Regions from separate parts of the Homo sapiens genome. Here region 2 is linked to region 1. The links are chromatin contacts, found by Hi-C or POLR2A ChIA-PET in ENCODE. All regions are on one chromosome and are shown on one strand. The core of a region is the stretch at or near the end of the contact, and the rest is flanking DNA. Distances in the headings are between cores, read along the strand shown.

Region 1 (3,090 bases), core at 254-2,753:
GATTTTTGAATCCGACTTTTACAGTCTGAAATTCAGACTTCCTGCCCTACTGCAATGGGAGTAAAAACCACCTGAACCTCTTTTTGGCAGCTTCTTCTCTTACTCCCAAATGGCAACAAGTGTTATCTCTTTGATTGAGCTCTTGGTCCATGCAGTCTAATTACCAATTCAGAACAGTGGGGGAACTTCTTATTTTACACAACTGGCAACTGAGTACAGATTTCCACTACTGCAGTAGTTAGAAGAGAGTAGTTGGGGTTGAAATTAAAAGTCTTAAAGTTAACAGAAGTTCATGTTCTGGCTTTGTCACTTACTAGCTGTGTAACCTAGGGCTATTAATCAACTTTCTTAAACCTCAGTTTCTTTTTTCTTTTTTGGAGACAGAGTCTTGTTCTGTTGGCCAGGCTGGAGTGCAGTGACATGATCTTGGCTCACTGCAACCTCCACCTCCCAGTTCAAGCAATTCTCATGCCTCAGCCTCCTGAATAGCTGGGACTAAGGGCGCATGCCACTGTGCCCAGCTAATTTTTTGTATTTTAGTAGAGACGGGGTTTCACCATGTTGCCCAGGCTGGTCTTAAACTCCTGAGCTCAGGCAATCCGCCTGCCTTGGCCTTCTAGAGTACTAGGATTATAATAGGCGTGAGCCACTGCGCCTGGCCAAACCTCAGTTTCTTTACCGATAAAATATAAAATAATAGTTTTGACCTCATATAGTGACTGTAAGAATTAAATGAGAAAGTCCATGTAAATAACTTTACACAGTGCTTGGCACACAGCAAGTGCAAAAAATATATTAGATGTTAGCAGTGGCAGCATCAATAATTACTATTGAACATTTTTGTCAAATATTGTTCATCAGAGACCCTGTTCATCTGTTGTATTTAGAAGTGGTATTCTTTTTACCAAGCACTCATTTACTGTACTCAAAACCAACTTCCAGATTTTTCCTGTCTGTGTCATTGGCTGGCAGAATTAACAGATCTTTCTTTTCTTTTATAGGAAAAAGGAGGGAAATAAATGCTCCAGAAGGCTAGATCTTTAAAGTCTGTGTTCCTTTTCTTAACTGTAAGAAGAAGGCTCTGGTTTCTTCAGGTTATAATTTCATTAAAATAATTTTATTGTTTTCTGACCTGAAAAAATTCAGAATATGTATATCTGCTTGATATTTTCTTTTGGGCATCTTGGTGCAACACTTAAAATCTATTTCATTTTGTAGTTTGGGAGCCATAATTGCAGCTTCACCAGGCTTGGTTCTTCTTGGCCCGGGCCCTTCCCTTCCCTTGCTGGTTAGTACCAGCCGAGCTGGTTTGCTTTTTCCCTTTTTGGTACTATTCTCCTCCTCCTTCCTCCACGTTACCTTCTGCCACGGCCTCTCTTCTTTTTCCCTCCATTTTCAATTTACACTTACATTTTCCCTCCTCCTCCTGGCCCTCCCTAGTTTTTCCCCTCCCCTGGTTTCTAGCTCCTTTTTGCTTTCTGTTTGTGTTACTGAGGGCAGTGCTCCAATTACCTCATATTTGGAGAGAGGAAGCTGCAGCCAATCCGGTTTCTGTCTGCTTTTAGGTCAAGTGATTTCTGAACTGCAGTGAGATGCTTTGAATTTGTCTTGTTGCAGCTCTGAGCCTGTAAGATGGCTGTCTGAATCGGCAGCGGCTGGAAGAGACAGAGAGAGGCGGGGAGGGAGGGAGAAAGAATTGGAGGGATTGCCGGCATAGTGCATGTTTTTAAATGTGCATCGAATCCGATGAGGCCAAGGTTGGGATTTCTGTGGGATCCCAGGACTGGCTTAGCTGCGTTTTTGCTGAGATTAGGAGAGGAAGGAAATGGGAAATTCACTGGGCTGTTTTAAGGAGCCGAAAGAGTCAATAGCTATTCCTGAGAAGGCTCCCATATCTCCTAAGAAAAGGGTTCGGTTCAAAAGGAGGTGGAGAGGGAAGAAAATCCCTACTCCAGAGGCATCTCACCAGGAAGAAACCTCAGAAGGAACTGGAGTCATTGAAGAGACTGAAACCCTAACGAAGTTAACAGAGAGTCTCCAAAAGGAAGACGGAGTGGGAGGGGTAGAGCATACCCCCCCAGATATTTTGCTGCCTGGGGACTCAGCCCCCAACTCACGGGTAGTCGATCGGGGGATGATAGTACAGGTAAAGGAGAGATTCCAAGGGGAGGTCCAGACCGCCCACCTTTTGTTAGAGAATGAGTCATCAGTTGCTGGAGGGGTCTGGGATTCCCTGGAAGAGGGGATGACTGTCATTGCTCACCTGCTTGATAACCCAGCAGAAAGGAACTGCGAGAAGTCAGTGAGCCAACTGGTGGAATTTCCTAGGACAGCATCCTGCAGCAGCAGGGCTGTGTTGCTGCCTTTGCAAGGAGAGACTGCAGTGGAGAAAGGAAATATTCAGCGTGGGTTTCGGAGCTGTGCTTTGCCTAGGACAGACTACCCCACTGATAAAGGAAATCAAGAACAATTTTCAGAGGGCTGGAGTGTGGAGGAAGGAACCAAGAGTGTTTCAGGTGCCCCTCAGACAGCTTCCTGGATTATAGAATGTTCTGTTTCTTCATTACTACTGGACCAGCCTGGAGGCCAAAGACGCACGGAGCCTTCCCATGTGGGTCAAGTGCCCCCCCAGGATTCCAGACTGCCTACTTCTCAGAGTGATTTGTCCATCAGTGGTGTGACTGTGAGCATTTTGCCCTCCTCCTCTGGCTATGGCAGTGATGGGCCACACATACATGGGATCCAGCCTAAAGATACAGAACCTGAAAAGAGCTCTACTTCCTTCTCAGAAGAGGATGGCACTCTTTCTCTGGAGGCAAGCCACACCCCATCATGGGGTCTGGAAGAGGTAGGTGGGCATGTTCAAGAGATAATCAAACTGCTGTTTGGATTCTTGGCCCTCAAACATATTAAAGCTGAGTGTGGTGAGCAGTGAGGATGTTGGTGCCTCTCAAACTTACCCCCATGTGGGTTAGTATCTGCTGGAGCTCAGCAAGCAGAATCTATTTCAGGTCTGCCCCTTGATGCTTGAAACCAAGACTTGTCTCTGGGGAATCCCTGATTCTGAGTAGCCAAGTGGCGTAATTGCTC
Region 2 (3,090 bases), core at 178-2,677, 420 kb after region 1:
GTCCATGTCAGGATGGGCTGGTGGTCTAGGAGGGACTCCTAATAGAAGGGGCCTGGAGAATGTGTGGGAGGAGGTAGCCTGTACCTAGGCTGGTTAAGAAGGAATGTGTCTTCAGTGAGTTCTAAACCAACCCCGCCCCCCTCAGGTCTCCTCTCTTTAATGTCCTCTTGGTTCAGGATCCTGTTTTTCCATAATCAGCCATAGAACCAGAGTGTCTCAGTGCCAGAAGGCTGTTCAAGTTCATCTCACCCAGTCTACCCTCTCTGTTATACCTCTCCCCATTTTCATGAAGGATCAGAGAGGGGAGTGACTTGGCCAAAGTCAAACTTTGGCTGTACAAGATTTGAACCCAGCTCATCTGCCCTCCAGGTATAGTTCACTTTAGGGCCAAGAGCAATACAGCCCACATGGCACCTTGGCAAGGTCCCCACGGAGCAGCAGGAAGGTGGGAGAGAGGGAGCAAATAGTCATACAAATTAGAAAGACATTTGACAGGCAGAATGAGAGGATTTGGTGCCTGGCTGTGAGGGGGGAGGGAGGAGGTATGGAGGTTGGGGCCTTGGCAGCAACTGGACTGACGGTATGGGTGGTCTGCTGGGGGTGGTGTCTTTGGTTCATCCTCCCGCCAGGATGAGAGATGCCAAATATGGGGCCTCTGCCTAGCACTGGGGGCCACTGGGGAGGGCTGTCGAGACTGTGAGGAGAAAAACTGGGGAAGGGGGATTGTCCCCCCCTCAGGTATGCTGTGGGCTCTGTCAGCTTGAGGGGTGGGATGTGGGGACAGTGTCTGGGGACAACAAGGAGGGAGCGCTCTGTGGAGGGGGAGGCTGTCTTTGGGGGCAGGGGCTCCCTGATGAGAAGTGGCTAGGGGCTATCCGTGGAGGTGGGAGTTTGCCATGGTGCTGGGCAGACAACCCATATCCAAACAGGAGGGAGGGTGACCAGCGCCTCCAGCTAGCACCAGCGCCACCACACCCCCAGATGTGTGTGTGTGCATCTGTGTGTGTATGTGTGTTTGCGCGCGTGTATGTTGGGGGCCATAGCAATGGTTGTTCTCACCTGAGCTGGGGATAAGTAGGCGGCTCTGCCTCCTTCTCTGCACCCATGGGCCTGGACTGAGGTGGGGGGTCTCCTGCCCAGGGGTGGGCTCTTCAGTTGCTGCCGCCTAAGGCGGAACCACGGGTCAGGGAGGTGAATCAGGGCAGGACATGAGGATGGGAAGGGAGAGTGGAGGGGGAGGGGGCCAGGGCCTCCGCCCGGTGGGTTTGTTGCCTTGAGGACCCGGTCCCACTCGCATTACCTGAGGCCGGTCGCCGGGTCGCTGGATGGCTCCGAGCCTCGGCGGGCCGCGGGAACCGAGGCTGGCTCGCGGGCCGGCAGCTGTGCTCTCCAAGGTCTGCGCCGGAGCCGCCTTCCAGCTCTTGTATCACTATGTGCCTCCCGAAGGCGACACTATTTGCATAAGCCCCGCCCCATCCCGGGCAGGTTGCACGGCTATTGGCTCCTCTGGAGCGGAGTGGCAGGCGGGGTTTCAGGTGGGGACCGGGTGGCCGGCGAGGCCCGGCCGCAGGAGCGCGCCCCGCCTGCCCGCGCTGACCTTCCCGGAGTCGCCGGGAAGCGGGAGGGCTGCACCCCCATCTGCACCCCTGCCCTGAGGCTCAGCCCCCGGCTTACAAGTCTGGGGTGGAAAGGGTCGACGATGAAAGTGGATTCTCAAAAACAACCTCACCGTTGCTATGGAAACGGGAGAACCACAGCCGAATCTCTAAGCTTCCTTTCCTGGGCCCCAGCATGGGTGGGGGCGGAAGAGGGGATGAGTCACAAGATGAGACCCCCCCCCACACCCATATCCCACCCGAAATTGGGAGGGGCCAAAGAGGAGCTGGGGAGGAGCTGGGTGGGAGAGGGAGGAGGTGGCTGGTCAGCAGTCCACATCTCTGCGTCCCCCCTCCCCACGCATCCACTCCCCTCACGCCGTGGGGCAGAGAGGAGGGTGCTGGTTGCGCGCGGAGAGCGCGGTATGGGTGGCGAAGTCCCAGCCTCTACCTAGCCCCGCGCTAGTCGTGGGTTCCCTCCAGCCACCCCTCTGGCCCTTCATTCCGGTCCCTCCCCAGACGGGCCCTCCTCCTTTCTCATGGACCCCCAAGAGGCCTCTCGCGTTCTCCCCCGAAGGACCCCTATGCCTAGCCATGGATCCTCCATTCCCCACCCTCCCGTTTTCCCGTCCCGCAGACGGAGCCGGTCCCCAGCCGCCGCCAGTCTCCGGCCTCGGATGTTGACACAAACCCGAGGCGGTTTACACTGAGCGGGTCTGGAAGCTTTCAGGGCCCCGGCAACACCTCCTCCCCGCACTTGGGGGTCTCCCCACAGCCCGGGCCGGCCGCCTGGGCTGCACTGGCGTCTGAGAGCTCCTGACACAAGGCTGTGGGAAGGAACCCTTTTAAGCCAAACTGGGGGCAAAAGGGGAGCCAGACATCCCCGGGCTGGGCCACGTGCGGGGCAGGGACTTCTAAGGATCTGTCGAAAGTCGGGGCGGACGGCTGGGGATTGGCCTAATCGGAGCGCGGACGCTGAAGAGCAGCGGTGAGAGGCGGGGCTTCTGTCCGCGCGGCGAAGGTAGAGGTGGGCTGGGCGGGGCGATGGAGGATGGGGTCAGACCTGCCGCGAGTGGGGGCGAGGCTTCTGGAGCTGGTCCCAGAAATGCCTGGGCCAGGCTCGCTGGGGGAGGAACCCGTGGACGTCCCTTTTCTTTAGGACCTGTCCCGTTGCCCCTTGAAACGGTTTTGCTCTACCATTTTCGAGGCTGCGGACTATGCCTTCTCTCTGCGGCCTTAGCGGGGGCTGAGGGCTCCAAGGAACCTGCAGCTGTAGGAGAAGGCGCGTCCTTGGCACTATGGGTTGGTGACTCATGAAAGACAGGTGTTTGAAGCTCTAACTCTTTCACTTCTCTGATACCTTCTCAGCTCTGGGTCTTGGGGACCCAGAGATGAGCGAGAACCCCCCTTGCTCACAGTTAACCATAATCCAAGGCGTGAAGAAGTGGGGAGAGGCAGCACAGGTTACTAGAAGTGGTATCTGAAACCCTAACAT

What was found. A loop is a pair of places that touch in the nucleus more often than their neighbours do. ChIA-PET counts read pairs that join two places held with the same protein, here RNA polymerase II (POLR2A). Pooled maps may share reads with other maps.
Region 2: a loop to region 1 is called in a pooled map, with 3 times the contacts of the local background. The contact joins the promoter of HPCAL4 here to the enhancer-like site in region 1. A Hi-C loop is called at or near these places in 1 of 168 maps with a recorded cell type or tissue (mammary epithelial cell) and 2 of 50 pooled maps. POLR2A ChIA-PET finds 5 or more read pairs at or near these places in 2 of 52 experiments (BJ and activated T-cell).

Annotation. Positions count from the first base shown.
Region 1 is chr1:39,266,873-39,269,962 of GRCh38, forward strand. The region is part of intron 6 of MACF1 (microtubule actin crosslinking factor 1); the gene reads left to right. Among named protein-coding and RNA genes, the nearest start is that of MACF1, 64 kb to the left of the region's middle. Within about 2 kb of position 1,504, at least 18 of the 41 ENCODE cell types and tissues checked have a DNase peak (open chromatin) inside an H3K27ac peak, as active enhancers do; they include mammary epithelial cell, where a contact is called at or near this core.
Region 2 is chr1:39,690,006-39,693,095 of GRCh38, forward strand. It overlaps HPCAL4 (hippocalcin like 4), which reads right to left and starts at 1,428. Exons shown (of 4, transcript NM_016257.4): 1 at 1,301-1,428. RefSeq lists silencers at 1,205-1,284, 1,505-1,734 and an enhancer at 1,807-2,397.